4 separate regions of the Mus musculus genome follow, and regions 1, 2 and 3 are each linked to region 4. A link is a loop called in an ENCODE intact Hi-C map of the cell type or tissue named here. Cell type or tissue: left cerebral cortex. All regions are shown on one strand. Region 1 holds the start of Fra10ac1 (FRA10AC1 homolog (human)). Region 2 holds the start of Lgi1 (leucine-rich repeat LGI family, member 1). Region 3 holds the start of Gm32491 (a long non-coding RNA gene). Region 4 holds the start of Gm9886 (a long non-coding RNA gene).

Region 1 (8,000 bases), 99 kb before region 4:
ATGTTTCTTAATGAAAATCTAAAAAAAAAAAAACAACACAGGGCTGGAGAGATGGCTCAGTGGTTAAGGGCACTGATTGCTCTTCCAGAGGTTCTGAGTCCAATTTCCAGCAACTACATAGTGGCTCACAACAATCTGTAATAGGATCCAATGCCCTCTTCTGGTGTGTCTGAAGACAGTTACAGTGTACTCATATAAACAACATAAGTAAATCTTTTAAAAGAAAGAAAGAAAGGAAGGAAGGAAGGAAGGAAGGAAGGAAGGAAGGAAGGAAGAAAAAAAGAAAGAAAGAAAGAAAGAAATCTAAAAAACATACATTGCTATAATTATTACTATTCTTCTGTTATTGATAAAGACTGCCGATTTTATAAAATGTTCATTCCTAGTTAGTGATAACACATCAGTCTCACTATGGGATAATAAACCAACTTCTCTAAGTCCTGCTACTACGAATCAAGCCCTCCTGTTACTACATACCATGACATTTCAAAGCACTGAAAGCTAAGGACAATGGCCCTAAACACAGCAATTTTGTGAAGATGTAGCCTCCAGCTGGACATGCAGTTCATACCTGGAACCCCAGCACTTTCAAAGCTAAACCAAGAAGACTGTGTCTTAGGACAGCCTGGGCTATATAGGGAATTCCAGGATAGCCTGAACTAAATAATAAAACTGTCTCAGGAAACAAAAATGACAACAACAACAAAAATGTGTCCTCTTTGTGAAGCCCAGGCTTTGTATGCTAGAGGATCTTGGTCTTGCCAACTCTGACCTGCTCATTCAAGTCAACATTACAACTGTTCTGAATTACAATTCATCCTCCACGAGCACCTCACTGGGAAGACAAACAGCAACCAAGCCTCCTTTAAGCTGTGACATTTGCAGACACACAGTCTTAACAAATGAAAAAGCAAACAACAAAAAACAAAACAAAACAAAAAAAAAAAACATGCAATAGAGAAATCTTTCCTTTTCCCTCTATCCCTTTCAATAAACTCCTTCACAACAAAACTTCATTTTCCCCACAACTACCTCCAAACTGAAATCCATTTATTACAGTGCAATGAATAAACCCTCACTTGCTACAGCAGTTGTTTCCATATGCAAAGTCAATCCAAACCCTTTCCAGGATTTAGTTATACTTCATGTCCGTCTAGAAACAGTGTGAACTATGGATCAACAGACTTACTTCTTCCTCTTTTTGCTGGAGCCTCCGCCTTGCTCATCGTCACTAAAATCAGAGTCATAGCCTCCATGCCCATGCATCTGCAAAGGAGTGCGAGGTCAGCCGTGCGGACCCGAGCTGCCAAATACTCAGGAAACACAAGACTGAGAGTTAAGTGATCTTAAACAGCCACAAGCTTTACAAGTCATGCTGGGCAGATCATGGTCTCTGGTCTACGCAGCCACCTAACACTTTAATCCCTTTGAAATAAGAAGAATAAGGACATTAGTCACTGGCCTTCCAGTGAAACCTAAGCCTGGATATTGCAAAGCGACTCCATGCAAGGGACAACAGTGCATCACTTTTATTTGTGCCACACACCCCACACCCCCTAGAGATGTTTCAGCCACAGACAGACCACTGGAGGAAAATACAAATTATTGCTTAGTACTTCAACTATACCTTCTACATTGTAGCTATGCCTAACTGTGCAAATACCATTACACTTATCTACAGTAATAATTGCAACAACATGCTATATACGTTCATAGTCTAGAAAGATACTAGTTTGGGGGCTGTCTGTAGTAGAGGTGTTTGATGGCTGTACCATTGTAGAAGCATACTCTCTGCTGTTTGAACAATGAAGGAGCTGCAGAAATGTATTTAAGTGTCTCTCTTATTAAGCACTGGGTGACTATATTATTACTTTGTCATAGACACAGTGATAAGCACTTTTATAAAGCTTATGATTTTTCAAGTTAAAAATAAGTACTTGCATTTTAGGAATGAAAATGTAGTTAAACTAATCTACTTGATTCTTAAGGCCCCAGTTTCAACAATCTCTTGGGAATATTAGGCACAACTTGCCAGAATTAGTGTTTGTAAACAGTACATTATCAACTGATTAAATTTTTTTTCCTTAATTTTTAAGCATGAGTTTTAGCTGAGGTCTCCTTAAGCTAAGTTTCCTTACCCCTAGGCTTAGTCAGTCTTATTATTTTCCGATGGATAGTCTTGGAATTGCTGAAAAGCTTCAGCTGTCAGTTGTGCCTGAAAAGGCATCTGACTCCAGCATTACACAGAGTTTGGAACACACATGAGCAAGGGTACAGATGATTTTACTACTGTATATCATCAATAGTCAACTCCTGCAGCTGAAAGGAGCCAGTCCAGGTCAAGTGATAATATTTTTCAGCTTTGGTATTTGTGTCAGTAAGTGTACAGAATTCGTAACACACATTAATAGGGGTAAAGGTGGGTTGCAATCTTTATTGCTGAAAGGACCCAGTCCAGGTAAAGAGACATTAACTTTAGCATCTGTGTTGGCAAGTACAGCTAGGATAGCCAGTGTCTGCGTTCTTGACTACCTTCTGTTTGTCATTCTGTTAAATAAGGTAGCTATGTCAAATCATTAAATTCTGTGAGTCTCTGCAACTCCATTTTCAAACTTGGGCGTGTGAGTATATACCTCTCTTCCTTATCCCACCAAATGCTAAAGAGAAGGCAACAGCCAAGCTTTGGAGACATAGGTTTGCAAGCCACAGTTCTTCCTGACCGACAGCTATCATTGCCTTATACACCTAGACGTCACACCTTTTAGCAGATCTCATCAAGGCTGTTCAAATTCTACTACCCTCTAATCCATCCTCACGTGCTTCATATATTGATGGTGGAAAACCGCAGTGTGGAGCCTGGAGCAGTTGCAGAATCTAAGGTCTGGCTGGCACAGACGCGTCTCCTACTTCCCCACTTATGTAAAGGTTAACATAGAGGTTATGTAAAGAAGCCCAAACCTCAAGCTTACATAGTTTGGGGACGGTACCTAGTACAGGAAGACCTGAAACTAGTAGAACCTGGAACTAGTAGATCATCTTGACCCCTCATTCCAGACACCTCTTCTCTGCTCCGACGCCACATTTCTTTTTATCTCGGGCAGCTTCATCCATCCCTTGAGCTATCTTAACCCAGTAGCTTCACTAAAAAGCTCTCACTCAAATCATGCTATCAACTGACTGGAATTAAGAAAATCTCGAGAATAGGGCATCTGCTGCCTCCCGAATCTGTCAAAATAAAAATGAGACTCAACTACTAAGAACCAGTTTCAAAGTCCTCTCTGAGATCAAACACGCCCACGGCCCTCCTTACACACCCCTTCCCTTCCGCTCTTCTCTGTCTGGCAAGTTCGCCCCCAAGAGTCCTGACAGCTGCAGCGACGAGCCACGGCCTCAGCGAGCCGCTGCAGGTCCGCGCCGGTCCTCCAGAGCCACGCAGCGCCGCCGCCCGCGCCACTGTCACCGCACGCTGCACGCCTGGCCCTACGGGTACCGGCTGGGAACCGCTTCCGGCCCGGCTCAGAGGCGTGTCACATCGATAAGACACCGTTCTCCGGCGCGCCGACTCTGTGCTGCAGCCAGAATGGCTCGGGGGTAAACAAAGACGGCGGAAGAAAAGGCCCGGAAGAGGAAGCAGAGGCTCCCTGCTTTGGTCCCTCATTTTTCCTTTGGGCCATCTCCTTTTTCCTCTAGGGAATCCAATATGTAGTACAATGTGGCACTGCCCAGCCCACGTCCTTCATTGGAAAATGTATATTGCTATAGAGAAAAACCCCGCCTGTCACCTGCGGTCCTCTCTCTAGTAACCTTAGTAACGCCTCCACCGAGCATCCTCGCCCAGCCAGCAGCTCAGCCTCAGATCTGCCTTATCACCCCCTCTTTTTCCCCTACGAAAACAGTGCTCATAATTAGAACAGAAATAGCTTCCCCGCGTTCCGCCACCCACACAATAGATACTGTTCCAAAGGCAGTGCTGGCGGCTGAAGAGATCGAGTTGGCAAGGAAAAGAAGAAATGGGGAATGAAAAAGATTTCACAGGGTCGCAGATTCTACGCCAATAAGCAACCTAGCACACGCAGAAAGGGCATCCAATATAAAATTTAAGGAAAAAAAAAAAAAAAAAAAACACCTCAGGCAGCCAGAATTAAATTATTTTAAGCTCCACTGGGTTGTTCCTGCATTGTGTTTGCCCTACACCGTGACGTCCCATTCCTCTTTCCACTGGGTACAGATCTTGCTTCTCTTCAATACCAGCAGTTATTCATCTCGCACTCCGCAGCCAACACTGTGCCTTTGAAATCACAGGAGCTACTAAAACATTTGCTGAACAGAACTGGCATGCTTCTCACTTTTACAGCGGGTCCATGTTAAGGAAGAACTCTGAATCTTAATACACGTTCATTTTAAATCTTTTATCCTAACCAGTAGATAACAATATCCCTGTCAATCAGTTCAAGACTTTTTTTATTCCTGGCAGCAAATCATAGATACACCCTGATTTACATAGAGCAGCGATTGCAATCTTGTTAATTACAAAATTATAAATTTATGCATTTCAAGGTGCATTTGAATTATACTACAATAAAAATGTTTCCTTTAAAAATGTAAATAGGAAACCTCATAATTTAATATTATTAAAGTATTGAGTTAATTTGTCAAGCAGTCAATTTTTATAGATATCTAAAAACCAAATACTTTGTCCTTTTATCACTAATAAGAACTCCTGTAGCCTAAATGAAACTCTTGTATACCAATATTTGACATGCATTAGCATTTTTGTTCCTTTTTAAAAAACATCTTTTATCTATTAACTTCTTTTTAGTTTTCCAACAACCCTGTGCTGCTGTTGTAGGCCCTGCATTTAAATTTTTTAAAGATGTTGCTTCTGTGTCATATGTGTGTGCCTGCTTCTCCATGTCACATTACACATGGAGGACAGAAGACGGTGTGGTAAGCCCTGGAACAAGCGTGACAGAGTGGTGTGGGTACTGGGAGCCGAACCCTGGCCCTGGGAAAGAGCAGCAAGCCTCTCCACAGCTTTGCCAGCTATGGGGGTTTGAAGGAGAATGGGCCCCATAGATTCAGATGCTTGACTGCTTGCTCCTCATTTATTGAAACTCAAAGCCCAGAGGCCCAGTGAATGGATGGATGGATAGACAGACAGACAGACAGATAGATATGACGTGTGTGTGTGTGTGTGTGTGTGTGTGTGTGTGTGTGTATCCAGTTATATATATGTATCCGTACCCCTATCCTATAACTTGTGGATCAGGATGTGTGCTCCCAGCTACTGGTCCAGCATCATGCCTGCCTGCTACCAAGCTTGCTAACCATGATGGCCATGAACTCACCCTCCAAAACTGTAAGCAGGCCTCCAATTAAATGTTGTCTTTTATAAGTTGCTTTGCTCGTGGTGTCTCCTCACAGCAATAGAATCGTAACACACCATCTCTTCAACACATGCTTTGCTTTACGCATAAGAGAGATATGCACAGACCTTGACCCCACAGGTCCATGAGGGTTTGGAGCTCGGCAGCACTTTCCTTTTATACAATTCAGCTCCTACCTCTCAGTTCATGATTCTACGGGGAGTAGCTGCTGCATTGATGTGTGTTTCTATTTTCCATTCATTCAAAGGTTTCCATTTTTTGCTTTGAGGTCAGCAGCTACTGGAGACATTAAATACAAAGTATATGCTATAGATAGATAACATAATCTGAATTTGAATCAACACAGGACAGAAAACTTACCTGATGAAAAACTCTCAAGTAAGCGATTACAATTCAATATTAAAAGACACAAACACCCATTAAGAACATGCTTTGGGTGGATCAGTCATTGGAATTACAAACATGTAAAAATCACTTCTTTATCTCAGAGACAAATCAGTTTAAAAGACAGAGCATATAAAATAGTAAAATCAATGTATTCTATCATATACCATAAGTATATGGCATATGGAAACCTATGGGTTCCAGGCTTTAAGATATGTTATCGATAATTACAAAAAAATGCAATAATATATTGATGCTCAAAGCAACAAAATGCTATGGTGGCATTAGATAAGGGCCAGAGATGGATGGCGATGGCCATAAAATATCAAGCCATGCTTTCAATACATGTTCTGTTATCCTTTAGGTCTGAACACACTTTATTTTCCCAAAATGATCACATGAATATTTTTTCATTAAGGTTGATACAACATTAATATTTCTCCATGGTAACCTGATATCTGCATCTCTGCCCCAGCTGTCAAGGCTCTACAGAAATAATGCTGAGAGGCTTCGAAGCTGCATGTGACAGATGATGCAGCTTCTGCCTGACCCTTTCTGTCTTCTTGATGGTAAATAGTAGTACAGACAGACCCAAGCCATCTTCACTGAGTCCGACCCACACTGCAGATTTATGCAAATTAAATGCTGCTTCAAGCAACAAACTCTTGGGGTGGTTTGGTCTATGCTGTAAATTGAGATCCCAGAAAACCAAAAAACAACTGCCCATGTTAATCATTCTACAAGGTCAATTGACTGATTACAATTTCAATTTATGGTAAGTCAAAATGTTGCAGATCCAATGTCAAACATCTTGGGCTATCTTTAACCCTTTAAATAACCATTTATTACCCGACTGTGTGTGATCTAAGATTCTTGCAAAGATTAGATAAGTCCTTTTGGAAAGGACAAAGATCTACCTTTCCCAACCCTTGGTGAAAAATGTTATCAGATGGCATCTAAGGCCTATAACAGATTCCCCAACTTGGCTATAACCCACCTACCTCATGTTTTCATCTGTATTAGTCAGGGTTCTCTTGAGAAACTATATATGTGTGTGTGTGTGTGTGTGTGTGTGTGTGTGTGTGTGTGTGTGTATGTGTGTATATATATACACACACACACATACATATACATATACACATCCATATACATATATATGGATTCCTGAAAGTTAGTGGAGCAATTAGACTAACTACCTGTAAGAGCCAAGAGTTGCACTGTCTCAAACTAAAGGTGGAAGGCTCCTAAGGACCAACATCTGGGGTGTCCTCTGACTGCTGCATACATGCTGACATGCCCACAGGTTCATACCCACAAAAGTACACATATGTAAATATTGTTAAACAAGACAAAGTACTATCATTCATATTTTACAGACAAGAAAGAAGATTTAGAGAAATTAACTTTCCCAAAGTCATGAGCATGTAAATGGTCCCAAATACATTTGACTCTGAGTTCAGGGTTTCTGTTTAATATTTCTACTGCCTTTCAATAGGCCGATGGCAGTTGTGATATTTGGGCAAATTGGGAGCTATTTTTTTTAAGGAGAAAAGTAACCAAATAACTTGAGAAAGAGTTTAGTAAAATGTGGTAACGGCTTTAGAAGGAATCAGACTTGAGCTATAATTTAAATGTAGATATTAAATGTTAAAGGATGTGGGAAGGGGGATAATAATCAAGACAGTGTACTTTCAGGAAAAGACTTGAGGTAGAAATAGCTATGACTTGTTTAGAGGAACATGAGGGGGTGACTTCACTGAGAGTAGAATTTAAAGGAGTAGTGAAGGTAAGGCCACAGAGAGAACTTGAGGCCGATTTGGAATGTTCTTGAATACTAAATTTTGGCATTTGGTTAGTGATAAAGGAGAGTTATAAAATAGAGGTGTCAATATGGATGGACAAGAGTGTGAGAATCCGCTCAGATGTTGCATTTAAAGGGTTCAGCTTTGAAAAGGAGACATTGTGCGCAGTGCTTTGGTAGTATATTATCCCTTTAATAGACTGGCTGGAGGCAGGAGGGACAGTAGGGAGTTCATCAGAACAGATGGCAGGCAGTGGGAAATGAGAGAAATGGTTTAATAGCTGAAGGAATACATGGTAGAAGTTGTGGCTAATTAAGTATAAAGGATGAGGGAATGGAGAAAAATGAAAGATGTTTCTAAAGCTGGAAAGATTGAAGGATTGTAAGCATCCCTGTGGAAGACAAGAGGATTACTTAAAACAAAAACA
Region 2 (8,000 bases), 60 kb before region 4:
TGGCTTGCTTGCCCGGGCATCTGCAGAAGGAGGTGGGGCCAGGCCTGATGGGTTCCTAATGATTTGTTTACCACAGTTAATGTGGGGTTTCCTAGGCCACGCCAGGCTGAAGGGAAAATTGGGCTCGTACCCACAGCACAGGCTGTTCCTCTCTCCTCTGCTTTCATCCACCCTTCTAGATCGCCAGCACACTCCTGGGACCCACTTCAGCAGCTCTGAGCATAGCCAGTTCCTCCAATGGCTGCCCAGCTGGGGCCACCAAGGTTGAGCTGCTGTTGAAGCAAAGCATCAGTGACTCTGGTGACTCTGAGCCTTGGCCCTGGATAAAGATGTAATTTGCTTCACATCTCTGCATCAGCCTGGCACCTCCTCTGTGTTCATAGTATCCACATACACCACCGTGGAGTCTCTAATTAGAGGAGACCCCCATCTTGGTACAGGGATCTCAAAACATCTTCAGCTCACATATACTCGAGCAGTGGGTTAAGAAGAACCCATTCTCTCTCTCTCTCTCTCTCTCTCTCTCTCCCCCTCTCTCTCTCTCCCTCTCTCTCTCTCCCCCCCTCTCTCTCTCCCCCCCCCCTCTCTCTCTCTCAGAAACCTTCTCTTTTTCAAACTCCGGACCATGTCTAGGTCAACCCTAGGTGTGGAAGTTCTCACCAGACTGGTAGGGTTGTTTTGTTTCTTTTATTCATTTGGTTCCTTTTGGTTCCTTCATGTGATTAAACTCATAATACCATCAGCACTTGACATCGTAAGACAAGTGGCAGCTTCCTAGAGTGACCATAGACATCAACTGACCTCGTATTTATGTGAAAACATTGCTTTCCAGGTATTGGGAGCCACACAATCTGAAGTTGTCTTGTTTCAATGATGATGATGATGATGAATCTTTCTTAAGTATCAGATTCACACCAAGCCTTTAGATATGTGATCTTCTTTAGTATTCTCAGCAACTCTGTGTGCAATATCCCCTCAACAAGGGAAGAAATAAAACTGTGACTTAAGAAGTTAAATAGGTCCATGGTCACACTGCTGGCAAGGTACAGAGCCAGCTTTGGATTCTTCTCCATTGTTCCTCTGCAGCTCAGACTAGGCGCGGAGCCTGTTTCAACGGGGCCTTCCAGCTCCCCTGGGTCTCCTGCCAACTCTGCTTTCATCTGCTCTAGGCCCTTCTCCCAAAGGTCACCAGAGTCCACAGGTAGGTGGCCAACTTTATTTAGGGACCTCCGAGTTGTGGAAACTTCTATATATCTGTTCTACACTCCTCGGGGGCTTCCCAGGAGAGCAGGGTGGGAAGCTTGGCCAGCAGGATGTCCTCTTGTCTGACCTCAACCCTCTCAAGACTTCCCAAGCCCCTCCTCAGTTCCATTTCTAGAGCTTCTTCCCAGAAAGGCTGTCAGCATCCTTCACCGCATGGTTTAAACTGTGCCTGATCTTGGTGGGCGTTTTAATTGAGTAAGGAATTCAAGTCTGGGCTTTAAATGCCATAGAAAAAGAAAAAGTTACTGTCTTTTCAAAATGCCCATTGTAGTTTGTCCTTAGTGTCCTTCCCCACCCCCCCCCAAGTGGTCCTTTCTCCGTTTGAACTGACAGACAAACTGAGCTGAGCTGAGCTGCAAGCGGATGGTAGGGATTTAGTTTCTTACTGTCATGCATTCTCTTCCTGGCTTTTCCACACCAAAAAAGAAAGACAAAAAGAAAGAAAGAGAGAGGGAGGGAAGAGGGAAGGAGGAAGGAAGGGAGGGAGGGAGGGAGGGAGGGAGGGAGGGAGGGAGGGAGGGAGGGAGAGAGGGAGGGAGAGAGGGAGGCTGCTTGGCTGTCAGGGAGCCCAAAGCCAAGGGCTTGTCAATCTTGATATCTGGTTGTATCTGAGAGGCTATCCTAGGGAGGGAATATCCTGTTTGACCCCGTTGGTTGTTTGAATCACCTATTTACCATTGTTTTGTGTCATACAGGGTAATGGCTCTGTCAACAGGTGTCTGTGTGGGGGCTCAGTGCCTCAGTTTCCCCATCAAAATATAATATGCAGGGGTTGGATCCAAGATCTAAGGTCCATGAAGACGTTCAAGGCCACTGTGTCGTGGTTAACAAAAGTTATTAAAAATCAGGGAATTAAGAGAGCGGCAATTTGAATAAAATGACGGTATAAAATCCTCACCGTGTAATCTCCTTATATGCAGAGAGATCCCATCCTGCACTTGCAGAAGGATTCAATTTTTAAAAGATTCAACTTGTGGCCACCTTTGAAGTGATACATTACTGGTGAGCTGAGGCTTGCCCACGGGTCTGGGTTTCCGAGAACAGTCTCTTTCATCCACAGTGGTAACACAGTCCATTTTACAGGCAGGGCTTCTCTAAGACCTGTCTTTTTGAAACATGCACCAGGAAAGAATTTCTGCTTAAAGCAGCAGCAGCAGCATCCTATGGCTCGGCAGAGCACCCCAGGCTTTGCACAAGCTGTTCCCTCCTCGCTCCTTCACTGTTTCTTCATAGAAGTGTGCCCTGACCTCTCCGACCAAGGCAAGTCCCTTTATTATAACACTGTGGGGCAATTTGAAGTATATTAGGTGAATATATGATTACTGCATGTGAATAGACCATGCATTGTCCAACGAGCTCCTACAGGCACGTTGGATACCCCCACCTTGTACACAGTGAATGCTGGCCCTGGTTTGCAGCAGTTTCCACTTCCATGAAGCTTTTAATCCTCTCGAATCAACATTATCACCACCACCATCATCATCCTCATCCCAGCAATCCAATAAGAGTGTGAACATGACTAACACTGCCCTCCTCTCACAAAGCCAATAGAGTTAAAGGAGCCATTGAGCCCGGAGTCAGTTGTAACACCTACCTGTAATCCCACAACTTTGGAGGCTGAGGCAGAAAGAACAAAACCTAAGATCATCACAGGCTACATAGACAGACAGCAAGGCTCTTTTTTTTTTTTTTTTTTTAAGCCAACAAACAAAAGGAGTTCACTGAAGTTGGCCTAGGGTCAGCTACAAGGGGCGGGGGGGGGGGGGGGAGAATGGCAAGGCAAAGACCTCTGATAAGGGTGGCTTTGTCTCATAAAGGCACGGGTACTCGAACAATTCATTTTATACGTTCAATTTTTAAAAGCAAGAAAAGGAAGGACCGTGCTTGACTTACCAGAGTGGCTATGCCACCATGAGGGATGGCCGCCATCAGCTTGGTCAAAGGACATTCTTTTCTACTGTCCTAAGGATATTTTCACTCTCTGGGGCTGGACAACCTCACAGCCAAGGTCACACTATTTTGATTTTGTCCTTAAACAAACTTCCCTTTCCAAGAGAGTGTCTTCTTCTTCCCTATGATATATGCCAATAAGAGCCTGTGATTTTTATTTGGTTCCCACAGTCATGAGGAGACCATCTGTCCTATCGTCTCTATCATCCCTAATGTCCCCACTCTACAGGCAGGATAGCTCCCTTGTCTGTAAAAATCCGCTCTTTCCAGATGACCTGGGATCTCCAAGTGGGGTCTCTAGCTTACTCTAGCACTTCACTTTATTGCAGCCTGCTGGGTGAGCCAGACCCAGTTTCAAAGCCCCAGGAAGCTGGAGTTGGCTGCCTCCTGCTGGCAGGGAGTACGTTCCAGCCTTTTAGAAGGAACACTGCCAAAGAAGGGAGAGCAAGAAGGGAGGAGACTGGATTATACACAGGGGCGGCTTACCATTCTGTCGCCTCCCTGTCGTGGAGGGAGGAGTGGGCTGTGCAAGGTGGTGGGGGATTATGAAAATCAATAATTTGTAATAGTTGATAAGTGTCAGAGAAGTATTCAGTCACACTGTATTCCCCTGAAATTGACAGTCTCCGTGTGTTCACGGGTTTTTCATTCAACGGTGGCATCAACCAGGTGGGCTCTGCCAGGGAAGGCACGGATTTAACAGCAGACAGCTTCATTTAACTTCCTCTTCCCAGCCAAGACTGTCCCCCAAGCTAGTTTTTCTTACTAGGCTGTTTGCTACATGAAGAGCAAATTCCCAGAGGTTCCCGAGATTGCCCACATCCTATGCTAAGATGCTATGCCCCACCGCCCGCCCGCCCACCCACCCACTAATAAGACATAATGCCGTCCTATTTTTGGTAACAATTAAAGGGCCTCCCGGTGAAAGCAGAAAGCTGTTTATTTTCTGTTACATCACTTCGCTTGCCTTCGAAGACTGGTCTGTGCTCAGTGTTTTCTGTGAAGTGAGTCGGCTCTCTTCCTCCAGCAGTTGGCTCGCTCCCACCTCGCAGCACCTCACAGGTCTCTTCCCCCAGCAGTGCGCTGCCTGAGCGAGGAACAGCTCACGAATCAGCTGGAGGTCCCTGTTTTGAAAAAAAAAAAAAAAAAAAAAAAAGCAGATAGAGAAGCAGAGAAGGGTGGACTCCTATGTGACCTGTTCTTAGAGCAAGACAATCAGCAGCTGAATTCCAGAAGCCCTGTTCATGTGTGGGGATATTCTCTCGACTGCATGGAATCAGAAAGCAGCAGAAGGATGGGAAATGCCTGCATTCCCCTGAAAAGAATTGCCTATTTCCTATGCCTCTTTTCTGTGGTTTTGCTGACTGAGGGGAAGAAACCAGCGAAGCCAAAATGCCCTGCCGTGTGTACTTGTAGCAAAGATAACGCTTTATGTGAGAATGCGAGATCCATTCCACGCACCGTTCCTCCTGATGTTATCTCACTGTAAGGCCCGTAAGCATTTTGATATCTAATTTACAATTTAAAAGAAAAAATCCAGCTGGTGGATTTGGGGGTTTGTATGTATTCTGAGAGGGGCATGGAGCTCGTGAGACAGATTCCTCTTGCATGCCTGACCATTTGACAGCACTAACATTTTCCTGCATTTAAAATTTGTGATTTTTTGATAAGCTGCTAGTGATCATGCTTAGTTAGCCCCCACCCTGGACATTATCCGGAGGCACCTGGAGCAGGCTTCTCTTTCTCTCTCTCTCTCTCTCTCTCTCTCTCTCTCTCTCTCTCTCTCTCTCTCTCTCTCTCTCGCTTCCTCTAGGAAGGGACAGAATCGTACTTTATAAAATAGTGGGGGAATATAGCAACTGTTATGGTAAATTGGATTAACATAAGATCTATTCTCTGTGTGTGTCTCTTTGTGTGTGTGTCTGTTTGTTTTGTGTGTGTGTGTGTTTTGTTTTCTTTCAGATCCTTTGTGAGATCTGGTTTTACTGAAATCTCAGAAGGGAGTTTCTTATTCACACCATCGCTGCAGCTCTTGTGAGAAACATTTATATAATGACTATTTTTAATATGGCATGTATTCGGATAAGCCTTCTAGTAAAACGAGCTTAATATTGTTTCTGTTGAATGTGATGATGCTTCTGAAAGGGGCGAGAACATGGGTAAAGCGGGAGATAGATGGGTTATTTGTAACTTCACATCCACCATAAAAGTTGATTCTTTAAATTCAATTACCTGTGATGCTGTCTAGCTTAATGGCTATTTGTGAAGTTGTTGGGACGATGCAACAAGAATACTAATTTTGATGATCTTACTTTCATTTTTAACTTGGGGAACTTCGGTTATTTTGCGCTGGAGTTCTTGGGTTTGTCAATTCAGAGCCCAGCATCACATATGCACTCAAGATGTTGTCTCTTGGGGATCTGGGGCAGACTATGTCTCTGTATGATTTACCATGTGGGGAGAAAAAGAGAGAGGAAAAAAAACACCCTTGGTTCTTTCTAGGTAATTTCTTAAAATACGAATTCTCAAGAGGCTGCTTTCTAATTTATAACTAGTCCCCTCACAGCAAGGAAAAGATGATATTAATACAGCAAATACTCCTTGTTCTATGTTTTGAGATGGCCACAAGGGAGCCACATATTCAGTCCATGCCTGAAAAATATTCAAAAATAGCACTGGACTAGGAAATCAGACCTCTTTACAGGGATAATGAAATATGTATAATTTGTTCTGATGAATAATGTTTGGCAACTGGAGCCTAGTTCTTCATGGGTATCACATGAGAGTCAAGGGGTCTCTGGTGCTCCAGCATCAATCATAGATTAGCAGACAGACACTTCCAAAACAGACACAGTCGACTGTCCATATGCTGAATTTGAGATATCTTACTTAACTGTGTGATTAAGATCCAAGCTTTTAATTTATTTGCTTTCTAGATTTATATTTGTTTCCTTGCCATCCATGCTTAGCCATTGTGTTTATGCATGGGCAAACACTGTGCATTTGAAGTTGAAGAGTCCTGTGTTCGAATCTCACCCCACTAATCTCATCACACTAATCACTGGAATGTTGCCATGTGGTCTTGTTCAGACCAGCTCTCCCTCTCCCTCTTCTCCCCTCAGCTTCCTTATCTACAAAATGGAAATGATAAGACATATTTTTGAAGTGTTGTGATCAGAGAGAAATAAAAATTTAAGTATTAATTTTTTTAAAAAAAAGGGTCTCACATAGTTCACGCTGACTGACCTTGCCAAGAGCTCTGCTGGTCTTCAGCTTCTGATGTTCTCCCCTTTTCCTCCCCACTGCGGAGATCAAAGGTGTGAATCACTACAAGCAGCTTTAGATCAAGCCCAAGATGTGGGGGTACTGGCCTTGGCAAAGTCTTACATGTTTTTATAAAGGCTGTAGCTTTAATTTTTCTACATCAAGATAAAATGCTAAAAGTTACTTAATATATTCTGTGGTCTGTCAGAAATCCTACAACTGGCTTGACTGTTTGATTGCCGTTACAAACTTGATCAGGTGTTTTGACATTATGTAACAAGGTTTCTTACTGTCCTTTCCTGCCTAAGGCTTTTGGTTGATTGCAATTAAGTACAGAGTTCCTAAGGGTTTATTTATCCGTTTGATTACAGGAAGTGTTAACATGTCAAAGAAAAAAACATGTTTAAACAGGTTTTATAATTCAGAAAGGGGCAATGTCTATAAATCTGGGCTCCTTCTACAGACTGTGCTGATCCTGAGAAAACGATCAGTTTTGCTTACACTATTTATTGGTCATATAAATGGCTTGTTTAAAATGCGCTTTTTAAAAAAAATGTGCTAAGGCAACTGGGATAGTCCAATGAATCCTTAACTTTCAAGACCTCTCAGTCCCCCAGTGCTCTCTCGATCTGACACAAGGTGGACATTGGCTAGACGCTGGAAACCTGGCCTGTACTCTACTTTCTTTCTGTTGGGTAGACTCAGCCACTCTGAGCACAGGTGCCAGGCAATGTCATAGAAATAGTCCCCGGCTGCTGTAGGGCAGTGGGATTTCACGTATTTAGAATCACAGAGGGAAGCCAAGAGCCTGGTTTTAAATAGCCCACACTGAGTGTGTGCCATGCCCCGCTGTCCCATGCTCTGAGTTCCTATGGAACATTCCAGCCCTTATTTCTAAAAGCAGTTCAGGTTTCAGAAGTAACAATGGAGCCAGTAGTTCTGTCCTGTATGTCCTTCATTACCTCATATTGCTGACCTCAGCAGAGTAGATTTGGCCATTCCGATTTTATGCAAAACCACAAAGTTTGTGCATAAGCTCCAAGACCACGTTTTTAAGGACTTTGTTTCCCATGCAACCTGCCCCATGTTCTCTGCTTCCTCATATGCTCAGGAAAAAGCCAAATGAAAGCATTTTTCACTAAGTAAGAAAATCAGTGACTCTGGCATGCTATGACTGCAGACAGAATGTTCTGCAGACAGAAAGAAACCCTACCTGCTACCAACCTGCCATTGGAACAGGAAGTCCCAGGTGTCACTAGCATTGTGTGGTGTTGGCAACAAATTCTAGAGCATAGATCTGTGTATCTGTGAAGAGAACAACTTTAGGATCAATTCTGCTGCGTCTTTGTTGAAGGCAGTTGGCTTCTTTGTTTGGCTAGAACATGAAATGGCTGGTTCCAGTTAGGTGTGGTGGTGCAGCCCTGTCATTGTAGTGTTGCTTGAGAGGTCTGAGACAGGAGGATCTAGAGTTTGAAGCCAGCCTTCATTCAAAGAAAGAGAAAGAAGGAGGAATCTAGGATGAG
Region 3 (8,000 bases), 69 kb before region 4:
ATCCCAACCCAAGAGGCCTTGTCTTCCCTTAAAGTGTGTTTAACCTCTAGAAATTGAGACCTGTGCGTGCTCTTTAAAAGGTCAATGGTCTGACCTTTATGCAAACACGAATGGCTATGTGCCAGGGATTCATTTGGTTTATTAGTGTAAGACCACAAAGGTGGCTCAGAGGAGAGTTAAAGGCGCCTGCCTCATGCAGGAGCTGGAGAACAAACATCATCACAGCAGCTCTCTAAGACCTGTTAACACATAGGCAAGCAGAACCAAAGCCTCAGGCAAGCATCTTTTAACCTTTCAAATCCACTTCCATCTGTGCTGACCTCAGGGCTGTACGCTGAGGTATGGCCTCTAGTCCTGAGCCTTTGATTACTTGATGTAAACAACGTAAAGGAGGAGAGATTTACTTTGGTTCCTGGTTTCAGAGTTCTCAGTCCATAGCGTCTGGTTGTGTCAAGTCTGGGCCTGTGGGAAGGCAGTGTTCACTCTGAACAGCATGGACAGAGCAGGACCATGGGGCTGATTCACAGCTTCACTGAAGGAAAAAGAGCAATCGGAAGGGACAAAAGAGAAGGCCTTCCTTCCTTCCTTCCCTCCTCTTCCTTCCTTCTTTTGTTCTTTCTTTCCACATATATAAAAATATATATACATATTTAAAATTTCATATGCGAGCATATGTATGCTTGTGTCCATTGTGGCTTTCTGGAGAACTAAGAATATTGATTGCAAGAAGCAGAGAGGGGACAAAAATGAGCCACTGAGCAGGCTGGAGCTGCAGCCTGGAAGACATAGGGGTGTGGGCACTGGCTTGTGACTTGACAAAGGCCAGGGCAGGGTCTGGCAAGTTGAAAGAAAACACTCCGCTTGTTTTCTCATGTGCTTCTTGCCATTGATAACCCCTGCAAAGGATATCTGTCTTTATTCTACCCAAAGACCCTTGCTAGGAATAGTGTCACTCTCTTCCTTAGGGAGATTTAAACAAAAGGGAGGGGGAGGGATTGCCTTAATGAGAAATGACCAGGCCTGGCAAGATTGCTTAGCTGATAACACTTCTCACCACCAAACCTGGTGACCTTAGTTCAATTCCTGGGACCCAGGAGGTAGAAAGAAAGAACTGACTCCTCTCACACACACTGTGACACGTGTGCACACGTCCACAGACAAGTGAATGGATATATGCTATTAAAAAGAAAAGAAATGACCAATTATATCTCCTGGGTTCAAATCTTATTTCTGCCATTGCTAGATTCGTGGGTGGTTGATTCCGGGCCTTCCTTTACTGAGAAGATGTGCACATGCTCAGTGCAGACCTCGGAGAGCTGGTGTGAGACGTGAGTGATGGGGTGTGGTGCATTCTATGACTCTCAGCACAGTGCTCAGCGGGAAAGGCAGTGAGCAGGGTGCCTTTTTCTTGTCTGCTGTCCTTATTGGTCAATCTTCCCCTTCTTCTCTTGTGTCCTGAAACCCTTCACAACTTCTTTGTGAAGTGAGGAGGAGTGTTCCTGCTCTTTCTGAAGCAAACTGTCCAAGAGGGGAGCTGCCCACTGCTACATCAGCTGATGGATGCTGCAGCGAATAGGCCCAGGAAAGCTACAGCCCCTGTATTGCCCGAGCTTTTGTCCCCGCCAGCAAGAACACACTCAGGACAACCGGAATCTTCTGCGGCAAAAGGCTTTATTGCTTACTTCTCAGGAGGAAGACCCCAAACCCAGAAAATGGTGCTGCTTATATAGCCCGCAGCATGATGTTTCAGCACCTGATGTGGCGTGACAGCTCCTGATTCGTTGCTTGCCCATCACCCCATTACGCCCCGAGATGGGCAGTGACTAGGCGTGAGTTCACTCTTGCACTTGCGCATAAGGTTTCTTTACTAGTTAGGCGCAGTGGAAGCCAGCGCCATCTTATAATGGCGATTGCTCACGGCACGGCTCTCCATATCCCTGAGACGGGACAGCCCCTAGGATGGCCCCTGGGACACACTAAGACAGTCACAGAGACTTAAGTATAAACTTGTCCAACAAGTTAGTCAGACATTTGTGGGGCCATGCTGCCCTCCCCTCCCCAGACTGGCCTGGCCCTTCCCTGTACTTTGCGTCCTCTTACTTAGTTGCTTGTCTCTACATCAGGATCCTGTGAGGCTGAAAGGCCTCTGCAGGAACTCTGCAGGTCTCTTTATATATGAATGTTTAGTGACATGCTATGTTTCATATGGAGGGCGTATAGTTGTTGAAAGAAGTGATGGAGGAATAATGTGTTCACAGTTTTAAAAAAAATTAAACAGATTCAGTGTTGTGTAGGTATAAATTAGATAATGTGATATATCAGTGAACCTTAGATAATGTACAAGCCAACCACTCACTCAAGGCCTGTGCTATCACTAATGTTAACTAAGAAGAGTAACAAAAGAGCTACTTTCTTTGTGATATTTAAAAGGACTTAAGAGTTTTGGCTCTTTCATTAAGATAATCCTTATATCTGACTCAACTTCAGGAAAGAGGCCTGAGCTATACCTCTCAATTGTTCTGAGACTTACCCCTGTACTGCAAAAATAGTCCCTGGAACACAGGCCTGAGGATCAGTGGGTACTGTCTTCGCTTGATCTTACCCAAAAAGCTGAGAATCAATGGGGGAGCTGATCTTGATCTGGGTTATAGACATTCACATTTGTTCTCCAGATCCCAAGACCTATTTTTTTTCTCTTACCCTCTCCTTCCAAGGTCCTTCTGACAGATTTGGGAGGAGGCTATTATATTGGGTGAGGAGACACTGGATAACAGGAGGCAGGCTAGAAGAGTCACTGCTCACCATGAGTGTCTGGTATAGATCATTTCTTTATCGCAGCAATCCTGAGAAAGCACGTATTATATCCATGCCATCAGTGAAGAAACTGAGGGTGCAAAAATCATAAAAACTTGACTGAGTGCCCAACTGTTAAATGGAAAAGCCGAGACCCGAGTCATAACCCTCACACTAGCTCACATTGACTTAAGACCTAAGAAGTCTCTCAGGTGTCCCCAGAGCCTTGAGAGCCAGTAGGTGTCACCCAAGAGCCTCCAGAGCCAGGAGGAGCTCACATAGATAAGAACTGTCCAAGATTTAGTTCATGGGTCCCAGAAAGTAGGAGTCACACAACGAACAATTTGGAAAGAGACAGAAGGCAGAATACAAAATATCTGTTCTTCGGATTATCACTGCGGTTCCCCAAGGTTCTAGTTCCTCATCTGTACTATGACATTAATTAGTGACATTAATTAGTGCCTAGTGTCCAAGGCTGGTGAAATAGCAATCAAGATAACACAAGAGAAGCACTAGGCCTGCAGGAGACCCAGAAATCTGACTTTCTCCATTTTCCTGTCTCCATTGCTCAGAGCAGTGGGACCCTTGGAGGACCAGTGAAAGTGTGGTTCAGAAACTGTTAAAGCCCACCCTTTTGCCCTAGACCCACAGGGCATTAATCCTATGGTCATAGCTGGTTCTCTCATCCCCTTGCTATTTTCTGGGGTCAAATTCTTTGCTTCTTGGGTCACCATTCCTACCGAAACTAGGGGGTTGTGATAGAGGCCTCGAGTCACAGAAGCAATAGAACACACTGAGTTCTTCCAGAATGAAAGCATAAAGTGAAACAAAGGGAAACAGAAGCCTTCCAAAGGGGAAGACAAAAGACAAAAGCCTGAAACCCAGCAACACACAGGCCAAGTTTCTGAAGTTTTCACAGTTCAGCTGTGTGGTTTTCCACTTAACTCCACCGTCTTAAACCAAAGCACAAACATGACATTTTAATAAAAGGGACATTTAAAAGAACAGTTAACGCTCTCTCTTGACCGCTGGGAACTGTCTGCGGACTGACTCGGGTGGGCAACAAACAGAAGGAAGAAGAGTCCATGTGCTTTCTGTCTCACAGTTCAGTGACCCAGCCTCGTTCTGTGGCACCAGCTCTGAGAGCCACAGCTATTCCATAGCACCACCCCAAAATATAGTTTACCTAAATTATTTTTACTCTGCCCATGGTTTAGAATTATCCTGACTTTATTCATAAGCAACCTTGCTTTGTAGGATCGACTTCTGTCTCGGGGTAGGTAGTTCATGGACAGAGTGTGTGGATTTGATAAAATTCAAATATTCATACATTAACTTAAGATCCTACTTTGTTATCTGAGATCACTTAGTCCTGTTTATTTCCTGCTGCTGTTAATTGTTGTCATTGTTGTTTTGGACAGACTTTTCATGTAGCCTAAGCTGGACTAACTAGGAATGGCTGCGTAGCTCATGCTAGCTATACACCTATAATCCTCCTAATTCCTCCCGGCCAGATTACAGGTGTGGATCACCTTGTATAGGTTATTATAATTATTGATGCATACAACTTGTATATGTTAAGGGTTTCACTGTGGCATTTCCATACATGCATAGGGTCTCTTCTGTTAAGTTTTGATTTAAACTTATACATTTTTGTTAAAGGAAGTACACGTGTTGACCATTCACAAAGTGAAAACATTTCTAGACCTTGGTTTTTTTTAACACAGTTTTTTTGTTTGTTTGTTTGTTTTGTTTTGTTTTTTTCTAGAGAGAGAACTTAGGGAGTCCAAGGATATTAGCTCTGTAAAGATGGGGACAGTGAAGCCTAAGAAAAGGATGTGTTGGCTAAGGGCACAGGGCCATTCCTCCACTCTTATCAGAACTGTCCATTTGATTTGGATAATGTATGGGCAGTGTGCAGGTTCCCCAAGTTAATGGATACATTATTGATCAACGTTCAGAAAACTGTACCAAAAGGTTTGCTATGTTTTCAACCATGCAACCCTCTTCGGTTCCTTCTTGGCCAGAGATCTAAGCACATTTGGGATGGGATAATTCTTTATTGTGTATGAAGGACCCAAGATTTGTACCCTTAGCGTTCTCCATCCAGCACATTCAAAGGAAATTTTCTAGTTAGGTTGATGACAGAACTCCCCACACACATTTCCAAGGACTTCCTAGAAAGGCATGAGTATTCTGAATTAATATTCACACACAGGGTGGGAATCCTAGAGCCAAAACAAGGAGAATGTCCTTATGTGTCTCCATATCCTCTGCTTCCACGGCCTTCTGTAACACTCCCATTGCTAAATAATGACTCATTCTGTCCTGAGTGTTCCTTGAGCATCCAGGAATATCCATAAATAATGTTCATCTATTCACTAGCTTCAGGTCCACAGCACCAAGCAAAACAAAACAAAACACTGAAGGGAAAAAAAAAGGTAACTAGAGCTAATGTTTTCAGATCTCTAGAACACTTAAGCAACTCTCTGCTCATTATTTTTCAATGTACAAAAACCTATTCGACACTGCCCTTGCCTTTCCAATAATTACTTCCTAATTGGGTTGCTGGCAGGGCCACTTTATAAGGATAGCATCATTAGAGATGACTCAGCCCAAGAATTTCCTTGGAAAACCAGAGCAAAGGCGTTAAGAGTAGGACCCAAGGTTGCACAGGTCACATGTTTGCATCCGTCACTTCCCGCTCCCACCCCCACCCCCACCCCTTCGCCTTTCTGCTATGTCTTGTCGACAATCCTCCCATATGCCAGAACATCCAAGACCCAGTCCTGTCTCTGCAGCTAGAACAGTGGACGAGCCCTATATTCACCATCTCATAGAAGGTCTACACTCACCCAGCTTTCGCTGTGTGGACCGGGTGAGGTCACCTTCACTCACCTTTATTCCAGGAAACCACTGTGATTTACAGAGATCTGTGGAGATGAAGAGATTATTACATTCATAGACTCTAAGGTCTGGATGTTTTATTTTAAAGCCAGCTAGACATCTTATCTTGAGCAAGCTATACCTAACCTTGGTGAACCTCAGGTTTTCTAACTTAGAAACTGGAGGCCAATAACCAATGTTATAATGACTAAGTGGGATATTTTATTCTAAAGCATATAAAACAGTTCTTGGAACAATATAAAGCAATGACATAGGTTAATAATCATCACCACCACCATTGTCATCATCATCACACTCCTTATCATCACCATGATCAATCAACAGCATTGTTTTTCCTTCTCTAGGAAGTAATTGAATCAGGTGAAAAAGCAAGGGTGGTTCGATTTCTGCTGCCAGCGTGAGCTAGGAGTGGCTCTGCCCTTGAAGACCTAGGCAAGAGCCACCATTCATTTTCAACTCAGCCTTGAAGAGAAACATGAAATTATATAGAGTCAGCAATAAAGACCAGTGGCACAATTAAGCAAAATGTGATTTAATTTTTTAAGAGTAAATAAAAGTTCAAGCTCATACCTCTAAGCCAACATTTCTTTTCTACAAAACACTTTTACCTACTTTCCCTGGTTGGTGACCATGCCCTTAAAGGAGCAGAGAAGCAAGTTGTGTGTCCTCCCTCCAGAAGCATTTTCTTTTCTTTTTCTTTTTCTTTTAGATTTTATTTATTATTATATGTAAGTACACTGTAGCTGTCTTCAGACACACCAGAAGAGGGCATCAGATCTCATTATGGATGGTTGCGAGCCACCATGTGGTTGCTGGGATTTGAACTCAGAACCTTCGGAAGAGCAGTCAGTGCTCTTAACCGCTGAGCCATCTCTCCAGCCCCCTTAATTTCTGTTTTGTGTTGTTTCTGTTTGTTTGTTTGTTTGTTTGTTTCGAGACAGGGTTTTTCTGTGCAGCCCTGGCTGTCCTGGAACTCACTCTGTAGACCAGGCTGGCCTCGAACTCAGAAATCCACCTGCCTCTGCTTCCCAAGTGCTGGGATTACAGGCGTATGCCACCATGCCCAGCTGCATTTTCAAGCCATCAGATTTGCTCCCTTTCTTCTCACTTGCCCGAGATGGCCTTGGGATCTCAGTGAACAAAACATCCCAGGCTGCAGTTCCCACTTTGCTTTCTTCTTGTCCTTTTGATGGAGACCATCGCTCTTACCGGAGTAGTCTTCAAGCCCCTGTATTGTTTCTAGTTCATTTATGGCTTGATCAGCTTTCTGCTGAAGAATAGATATAAGATAGGAGTTAAGTATGTCTTCTTTCCTGGACTCCAACGTTTTGGCATCTAGGACCAGGCTAAGCTGGAGGGACTGCTGTTCTCTAGCTAATTTCCAGAGATAGCAACTAATTTGCCAAGGTGGGTATGCCTTTCTCACACACCAAGCACTGCCCTATCAAGATCCCACACTCCAGATCACATCAGCCAAGAACCATAAACCCAGGAATAACTTTAGTCTGCCTCACCTATTTCTTCGAAAGAGGCTGTTTCTCCTTGTTCTGTCTGCCTCTTGGCCAACTCTCACACCTCCCTAGGTATCAAACTGGGGCTCCATTTTTGGGCTTCTGCATGATGCCTTAGAGTCCCTTGGGGGTTCCCTCAAAAGTTCCCATGGGTGGACTTTTTTAAAAAAACAACGAAATTATAGTTGGGCATGCTGGTGCACACCTATAAGCCCAGCACTTGGGAGACAGAGACAAGTAGATCTCTGTGAGTTCCAGGCCAGCTTGTTCTACATAGTGAGTTCCAGGACAGCCAGGGCTAAACAGTGGGACCTGTCTCAAAACAACGACTAAATTACAACCTCTCTGATCTAAATCTTACTGTGCTAAATCTCCCATGTCTTCTTTTGGACACTGGAAACGAAAAAGCTATTTTAACCCAGAAACTCACCCAATCCACATCTACATTCATGTGATTGCACAGTCATGCCATAGAGAGGTTGCAATTTGTCACTGAAAAATGATTTTATAGAAAGCAGTGAGGAACTTTTGGTGAAGAAGGAGTTAAGAGCATAGCTAGTTCAGGTGCATGCTGGGAATTGTAGTTCAACAGCAATGCCTTGAGGTTCTGGTACTGTTGGCCTCCAAAGCAACACACAGTATATCCCATTCCCTATGGCTCACCAGGGAGGCAGCTAATGCTGTGGATGCCAGTCAGAAGTCCCAGGTTAGAGCCCAGAACCAATCTCACTAGCTAGGTGGCCCTGAGCCAAGCTTCTCCCGCTTGTACTTTTCTGTGACTATAGGGTA
Region 4 (8,000 bases):
TAAAATGAAGTGAGAAGTTATTGATAACGTATTGTTGCTATTGAGCTTGAGGAGGGTTTGAGAATCAGTTATCAGATTCACCGAAAACTAAATAAGTACCAATGCAATTATTAGCTTCCGGGGAACAAGTCACGAAAGCAGAAAAACCGACTAATGTTTAGCAGGGACTAATATTTATATATTTGCAGTGATCTGAATACAGAATCTATGTGTGTGTTTGTGTTTACATATGTGAGTGTGAGCATATGTTTACATGTATGTATGTGTGCATGAGTGTACCTGCGTACATGCCTGCTTGTGTGTGCATGTGGGGGGCGGGGGACAGCAGAGGGCAATGCCATGTGTCCTCAATTCTCTGTTACTGCTTGAGACAGAGTCTCTCACTGACTGACCAATGAGCACAGGGGATTCTCCTGTCTCTGCCTCTTCAGCACTGGGTCCCAGGTTTGACAGCAGGACTGTCAAAGCTGGGTTTTCTTCTTGCGCTTATGTAGCAAACACATTACCAATTGAACCATTGCCCCAGCCCCTAAGTGTAATTCTTTAAATTTAACAATTACAAAACTTAACTTGAAGCCAGCATTATGAAACACTTACTCCCAGCTAATGTAACTGCTCCAATAGTTTAACCCAATCTGTTTTTTCATTCACCTATGTCGCTCTTATTGTCAACGTATCTGTTAGGCTGGAGAGCTTACATTCATTCCCTGAGGTCACAAAGCTTGAATGCAAGCTTAAGCAGCCCGTACTCTGGGGACTGCTGTCCCTGCTGTCATGGCCTCTATCACTGGTCCTGGGCCTAGGGAGGGAAATGGGAAGGGCCCTGGGAGATAGCGCTGAGAAATTTAAATCTCCACCCATTCTAATAATAAGTCAACAACTGCGTATCCAGGACAGATAACGTAAGGAATTTCAGCCCTTGCACACTACCCCAATTAGAATACAGAAGTAGGTATCATTAGAAACACAAAACAGCTGAAAGTCTCTGTTTCAGGAGACTGGAGAGGGGTGGGGAAGGGCTCCTGCTATTACTGGAATTGCTTTGTCTTTTTTTTTTTTTATGGTTGTAGAGACAGCTTTTCTCTATGTAGGACTAGTACACAGAACTCTGTAGTCCAGGCTGCCCTCAAACCCAGAGACCCTCCTGTCTCTGCCTCCCAAGTGCGGGGATTAAAGACATGCATCACCCCCAGCACTTTGTTTAATATTTAAAGGGACTTTCTTTTTAAAATATATTGTATACATTTATTTATCATGTACGTGTGTGTGTGTGTGTGTGTGTGTGTGTGTGAAAACACCTATCAAGAGTCCATTCTTTCCTTCTACCATGTAGGTCCTTAGGATTGAACTCAGGTCAGCAGGCTTGGCAGCAAATACCTTTATGCACTGAATCATCTTGCTGGCCCTCATGTGACCTTCATATAACACTTGAATAGCTTTTTCAGTGGGAAGTTTTCCTCATAAAGGAAAGGCAATAATAAGTCCCCTCCCCTTCCAGCTCAGCTATCTTGTGGAGACCATTGTTGGCTTGATGGTGGTTTTGCTGCCTCATATACCTATATTGAGGTCAGTATGCCAGTGTCCTGGCAGTCATTGATGACTGAGCCAGATGTGCACTGCTATGCTTACACTTGGGAGCAGCACACAGACCCCTTATAACAGATCTATCAACTAAAAGGGCTTACAGCATCTACCTAGAAGTACACTCCTAGTCACACCTACATCCTTGAATATTATGAAATGAAATTTGGTATTATTGATCATAAATAACCCAGGACTTTGAACTATCTAAATTCAGTCCCCTTTATTTCCAGCATTTCATAGTTAGCAACTTCTAAATCTTCTTCTCTCCCGGGGAGAAAGTTTAAAGGGCAACCTAGGAGTAGAGAGATGGCTCAGCAGTTAAGGGCACCTGGAGTCAGATCCCAGCACCCACAGCAGGTGGTTGCCTGTAGGATGGAACTCTAGTTCCAGCAGTGAAACTGATGCCTTATTCTGGCCTCCACAGCACCCCCCCCACATACATGGTGTACATAAACTCACATACATACACATAAAAATAAGAATTTGTAAGGGGACAGTGACCTAATGCTGATATTGGAGATGTCTACATTCTCAGCTACTTTGTCACGAATGCTACGGCAAGTGAGTCATAGCAGTAACAATTATTAGTACACCAGAGCAAGCAGCTTTGTCCTTAAAAGGCCCTTGAGTTGGAACAACCGCAATATGTGGTACAAGATGAAAAGATACCACTGCCTGACAACAAATCGAATAAGAACCAGATCATAGTTGATGATCTCAGACATCTTTCTGACTGTACTTTCGGGTTCTTCCCAGAAACAAACCATTAGCTGTTATGATAAATGCCAGAATCATTCATCCAGGCACGAGAGATAACGTCTACCTAGAAGCTTCAATATGGCTTCAAGCCATGGATCTTCACTGTAGGAGAGTCTGGTACCTGTTAAAGGGTTCTGAAGAAGGAGCGTTGAGCAGCATGACTCATAGCTTTTGGGAGGTGGGAGGAGGGGAGAGGGACATGGCTCAAGAAGAATAGATCTACATGTCCACCAGAGAGCTGCCAGCAGAACTGGCATGCTCATGTAGCTTCAATGACTATGTATGGTAATTGTGGACATCTACACTCCAGGAAACAAAGATGAGAAAAGATTTAGGCAAGGGAGTTTTGGAAAGACAATGTTGTCCCAGAGAGTAATTAGAGGATCTATTCTGGTGAGTCCAAAAACAGCGTCCCAGGCTACCTAGAAGGATGACTGACTAGCTTTGCTGAATGATAAGGATGGTTGTAGGAGACAGAGGCAGAGTAGGGAAGACATGGCAATGTGTCGCAGTTCATGCCATGCAAGCCTGTGGCAGAGGTAAGGACAGACATCAGATGACGGTTAGCACCTTCAAAGACCCACCTCTGGTGACCTTCCATCAGCTAGGTCCTGACTCCTAAAGCCTGACCATCTGGTGACCAAGCATTCAAAACACCAGCCCGTGAGGAAACATTTCAGAGTCAAACCAGAACAACTCATAAGGACTCAATTAAGATATGAACAATTAATTCAATCACCCTGAAACAATCACACAGCTTCTCCTGTGCACCAAAATGGAGGCACCATCGGGATTATCAATGCCCACTTGCCCTCAACAAAGACAGATGATGGAAACCCTTGGCTTTCCTCTTCCCATAGGCCTTTAGTCTCCCATCCAATCAAGAGGGGCAATATTCTGACCTATGATGGGTCACATGATGAGGGAGTTGGCTTCATAGACCAGCACAAATTGCCTCTTTTTTCAGTGATTAAGTGTGTGGAGACTGAACGTGGTTGAATGTGCAGTAAGGCCAAGCCTCAAGTGTAGGGGGGTGAAGGATGCAACACCCCCCACCACTTGAGATGTCTGGCCTGTCTCTAGGTGTTCAGAGAAATCCAGAAAAGAACCTTATAAGGAAGGAGAGTGAGTGGGAGGGAACAGGGGGTAAATTTTGAGAAGTGTGTCATTGAGTTAAAGCCCTTACGCCACTTAAAAACACATGGCTGGACCATGTTCATCATATATATCTCCTTTGAGAATACAGTCCATGAATCATAGTTTCAACAGGATTATAGAAATGACTAACATAAGTCTGCTTCCTTTGCGTGAGCATTTGCACAACTTAAGCAGGTTGTAACTCCAGAGAAACCTGGAAAATTACCCACAGGATCCTAAGGAACCCAGAATCCAACAGACAGGATTCCAAACACTTGTCAACGTGCTCCTATCCCTGCCCTTCTGACCCATGTTACTGTAGCAAGTTCTTCCAGAATCATCTTCACTGCTAAAAAAAAAAAAAATCAGTGGAAATGTGTCCTCTCTATCTTTCTGGGGACAGTTCTAAGCTCTAGTCTTGGCTTTCAACCTCATTAAAAGCTGTGGGCTGTTCCCTAATAGGGCTCACTGTGGCTTGGACTGACTTGGTTTGTGCTGATGTCTCCCCCATGTGACAGCCTGGGTTTCTACTTCAATTCATTGTTCTCTAAGAGACCCTTTTAAGTCCCCAGATTGAAAGTATTTAAACAATACAGAATTTAGTGTTTTCACACTAAACCACAAAACCAAGAAGTGCTTAATAAGTAGTATGTAGATTTGGGTTTACAGCAAAAGTAGGAGTCCAGGGCTTTCTCTGATATAAAAAGGACAGGAAGCAGCTAGACAACGTCTGGTACTGCAGGATAGAACATTGTGATACTGTCTGTCTCTGTCTCTCCCCACCCCCTTTTGATTTGTTGACTGATTGATGGATGGATGGAAAAGGATTAGAACAAAGATATAACTTAGCTGGAATCCACTGGGGGAAATCACTTCAGAAGCTATGGACTGGGGCAGCACAGAAACTGGTCCCCACCGTAACCATAGTGACAGAGCAGCAGGAAGGTGGGAGGTGTGGAGAAGAGTAGGCAAAGAGCATCACAGGCCGAGGACAAAAGAGAAAGAGAGAGAAGGGGGTGATCGGGTCATGGGTTAAGGGGCAGGGACCATGAATAGCTGGAGCTAAATTCAGGTTTTTATTTTTTTTTCCATTTTTTATTAGGTATTTCGCTCATTTACATTTGCAATGCTATACCAAAAGTCCCCCATAGCCACCCACCCCCTCTCCCCTACCCACCCACTCCCCTTTTATGGCCCTGGCGTTCCCCTGTACTGAAAGAATTAGTAACTGCAGTTACCTAGGCAGGCAGGCTGCTCAGACAGCCGTGGGGTTCTTTTACATTAGAAAGGATTATATACTCCTTTAGAGTGCAGAAGAATCGGGATGTGGGGGGGGGGGGGGACTGTAAAAGCTGCAGTTAGAGAGGGGGACTGGGAGGCATCCTTGGGGTTGTAGGAAGATGGCCAGAGTGCCCCAGAATTCCTTATCCTGGTGACCATAGCACAGGGCTGCTCCCTGGTGGCGAGTGTCTCCAAATACTAGGATGCAATTTCTCTCTGCAGCTGAAGTGGCCAAACCAAACTCTTTTTAAGTAGTGAGTTGGACAGATTAGAGCATAAAACTATTAAACATAATTAGTAAGTACATGACGAGTAAGAGATTAGCCTGTGCGTCTCCCTCGACCTAATGGCACACGCTAATTAGATTCCTTCTTACTGTGGTTGAACTCTGCCCTACAGAGTTTCATGAAGGCAAGACCTGTTCTGAGCTTCCCTATCTGTATTTCAGGATCCCAGAGAGTGTCTGGCACAGCTCATCAGCCACACAAAACCTGCTAGTTCCTATTAGGCCCCTGCCAACAGACCCCCATTGTGGTCTCCCAGCAACTCCTTCCTTCCTGGGTCTCATCCTGGCTCCTGGTCACGAGTCCATAGGTTCCTACCATCTGTCATTTCTCTCTAGTTCTGCCTTTCTGCTGTCTAAACTGCATCATAGAAGTAAGCCCTGATGCTGAAAATCTGTTCAACTGCATAACATGAGTGCTGTCTTTATCACCTGTGTGCCATCAGAATTATGATTTAGAAGCAGTCATTCCGAAGCACGCCTACATTTTTCTCTAATCACTGAGAGATACCCATCTGTTGCAGGAAATATTCTAAAAAGAACTGGCGTGTTTCCACCCTAGTGCCTGCAACTCTCAGCCTCGGTGGCCGAGCTGGCCATGCACCAGTGGTGGGCAATGGCCAACCTCTTTTTATCTCATGGAGGCTCTGACTTAGAACTCCACAATCTCTCCACCAGCTTGCTAGATTCCCACTGGTGGGCCATTACCATGCCAGCCCTGTGCTGCAAATCCCCCATGGCCTGTGTGGTGCACTCAGGCAAACCCATGCTTTGCCACCATACCTTTCTCTCTTGAACCCAGACAAGCCTTCATGTGAAGGAAAACACAACACAAAGTTAGTTCAGAAACAATGGTAACTCAATCTCTAGGTGCAACAACAAAAACCTAATCTTGTAAGCCTTATTAAAATCTGATTCTTCCAGTGGTCAATCCTTGCAGATCTGCCATGATACCGGGAAACTCTAGCAGCTACATCTTACCCATATGCTGTCCCCATTCTAAAAGGACCTCACTCTCTCCTGCTTCCTCTCTTCCTCCGTCCAACCCGGAAGTCCCGCCCACTTGGCCAGTGATTGGCTCCTTTATTCATTAGGAGATTGGCTCACAAGAACAGCACCAGGCCCGTCCACAACACACCATCTTAAAATTTCATTCTCTATCACTCTGCTTTTTGTCAACATATAAACGTTTATAAAAACGATTCCTAGAGGCTCTGAAGAGATGGCCCCAATGCTTTTAGAGAGGACAGGGGTTTGATTGCTAGCACTCACGTGGCAGTGAACAGCTTAATAGTTGAAGAGAGTAAGTCCATGAATGTCGTGGGGAGCATGGGGGCAGGCAGGCAGGCATGGCGCTGAAGCAGGAGCTGAGAATTCACATCTGATCTACAAGCACAAGGTAGGGAGAGCACATTGGGAATGGCATAGGCTTTTAAACCTAAAAGCACATTCCTAATAACACAACTCTTCCAACAAAGCCACACCTCTTTGTCCTTCCAGAACAGATCCACCACCAGGGGACTAAGTCTGCAAATATATCAGCAGATGGGAGCCATTTTCATTCAAACCACCACACCTAGCATGTATAGTGTCCTGGTTTAATTTCCCAAAATTAAAAGATAAAGTAGTTAAGAACAGTTTTCTTTCTGTCATTATGCACTCTTTGGAAATCATTATTTTGCAGTTGCTAATTATTTCTCGGCTGTTAGAAAATGTATTCTATCCAGATCTTTATAACAAAATGTAAAACTCCCATAAATACCTTTGTTGCGAACCTTCTATTTCTGCTACTTGGTTTCCTCAAGTGAGACTTCTGGAAACAGTGTCTGGCCCCTGGGGCATGTTTTCCAGTTCAGATAAATATTGTCATCCTTATATTTTCAAAGGCCTGCAGCATTCAGGTCACATGAATCCACACTTCTCTTCCTCTGTCCTTTGAGTTATTCAGGATGAGAAACAGGATATCTATATATTTACATGCTTCTCACAAAACATGCAAGGAAAGTTTCAGTGGCTCAAGACAATGAAACTTAACATTCAACATTTTCCAATTCCACAGGGACAAATGGTGGGGTTGGAGTCCAGCAAGCCCCCTGGAGGAAGATTGGCCACACCTCCTGCCAATATGAACCCGCCTCACCAATACAGTGGGCAGACCAAAGAGCACCACAATGCAGGACACGCCTCCTTCTCAGCGCCAGTGTCCAGAGCTCAGTCGGCTGGGAGGAAAACTCTGTTCAGAGATTAGAGGGAGCTGACAATGCAAGTGGACAAAGGATGGATTATCAGGAGGAGGCTTTCTTTGAGCATGCTCAGAGGTGCTTCCTTGAAGAGATTAGAATGGGGGAAGGGGGAGGGGATTATTCACTCAGTGTGGAAAGGAAAGAAGAGAAGACCATCTTAAGCAACAAGTGGCTTTTTCGAGAACCCGTTGGATACACTGAAGTATGTGATAGTGCCTGTATACATATAGGTGTCAGGGGTCTTTTTCCTTTCCCAAGACCATCACTCCGCCAAGGTAGAAGGTACTAATGGCCACGTTGTTCTTCAAAAGTTCCTTTTACTCAGGCGGGTGTCCGGAGAGAAGTTCCAATAAGGTGCAGTATCTTTTTTTTTTTTTTTTTTTTTTTTTTTGGGTTTTCGAGACAGGGTTTCTCTGTATAGCCCTGGCTGTCCTGGAACTCACTTTGTAGACCAGGCTGACCTCGAACTCAGAAATCCACCTGCCTCTGCCTCCCAAGTGCTGGGATTAAAGGCGTGCGCCACCATGCCCGGCTAAGGTGCAGTATCATTAACTCTTGGATCACTTCAATTTGTCCTATACCAGCTCTGGGATTCCAAGTAGGTCCCCAAATGACCTATACCATGTGAGTTTTGAAAATTGGCACTCTGGAAACGAGGACCTCTGAAATGAGATGAGAATTCAGACAAAGGTTGAGTCTAGGGAGCTCATCAG

What was found. A loop is a pair of places that touch in the nucleus more often than their neighbours do. Peaks named below come from ENCODE experiments on the same cell type or tissue, not always from the same donor. Only the 100,000 strongest peaks of a DNase experiment are listed, where the experiment ranks them.
Region 1: a loop joins it to region 4, with 7 times the contacts of the local background. A loop is called at or near these places in 6 of 42 quality-filtered maps.
Region 2: a loop joins it to region 4, with 4 times the contacts of the local background. A loop is called at or near these places in 14 of 42 quality-filtered maps.
Region 3: it touches region 4 in a loop (5-fold over the local background); 14 of 42 quality-filtered maps call a loop at or near these places.

What each region holds. Positions count from the first base shown.
Region 1 is chr19:38,220,648-38,228,647 of GRCm38, forward strand. It overlaps Fra10ac1 (FRA10AC1 homolog (human)), which reads right to left and starts at 3,505. Exons shown (of 14, transcript NM_001081075.2): 1 at 3,315-3,505; 2 at 1,190-1,266. The coding sequence starts at 1,266. In left cerebral cortex, a CTCF peak has its summit at 3,396; DNase peaks (open chromatin) are centred at 2,895, 3,481, 3,832 and 4,250; H3K4me3 peaks cover 2,084 bases; H3K27ac peaks cover 2,216 bases.
Region 2 is chr19:38,260,400-38,268,399 of GRCm38, forward strand. Lgi1 (leucine-rich repeat LGI family, member 1) reads left to right here and starts at 4,288. Exons shown (of 8, transcript NM_020278.3): 1 at 4,288-4,698; 2 at 5,176-5,247. The coding sequence starts at 4,484. Gm32574 (a long non-coding RNA gene) reads right to left here and starts at 355. Exons shown (of 2, transcript XR_386685.3): 1 at 1-355. It overlaps Gm32491 (a long non-coding RNA gene), which reads left to right. Exons shown (of 3, transcript XR_386684.3): 2 at 1,087-1,201; 3 at 2,184-2,263. Gm32771 (a long non-coding RNA gene) reads right to left here. Exons shown (of 6, transcript XR_003952844.1): 4 at 7,702-7,782; 5 at 6,460-6,515; 6 at 4,135-4,337. In left cerebral cortex, a CTCF peak has its summit at 3,602 (motif pointing left); DNase peaks (open chromatin) are centred at 157, 1,142, 3,607, 3,927 and 9 more places; H3K4me3 peaks cover 4,563 bases; H3K27ac peaks cover 5,145 bases.
Region 3 is chr19:38,250,952-38,258,951 of GRCm38, forward strand. It overlaps Gm32574 (a long non-coding RNA gene), which reads right to left. Exons shown (of 2, transcript XR_386685.3): 2 at 6,217-6,967. It overlaps Gm32491 (a long non-coding RNA gene), which reads left to right and starts at 7,801. Exons shown (of 3, transcript XR_386684.3): 1 at 7,801-7,917. In left cerebral cortex, a CTCF peak has its summit at 3,033 (motif pointing right); DNase peaks (open chromatin) are centred at 3,043 and 7,904; H3K4me3 peaks cover 358 bases; H3K27ac peaks cover 419 bases.
Region 4 is chr19:38,319,944-38,327,943 of GRCm38, forward strand. It overlaps Gm9886 (a long non-coding RNA gene), which reads right to left and starts at 7,348. Exons shown (of 5, transcript XR_003952846.1): 1 at 6,807-7,348; 2 at 6,317-6,430. In left cerebral cortex, a CTCF peak has its summit at 4,963 (motif pointing left); DNase peaks (open chromatin) are centred at 3,582, 4,393, 4,940 and 5,454.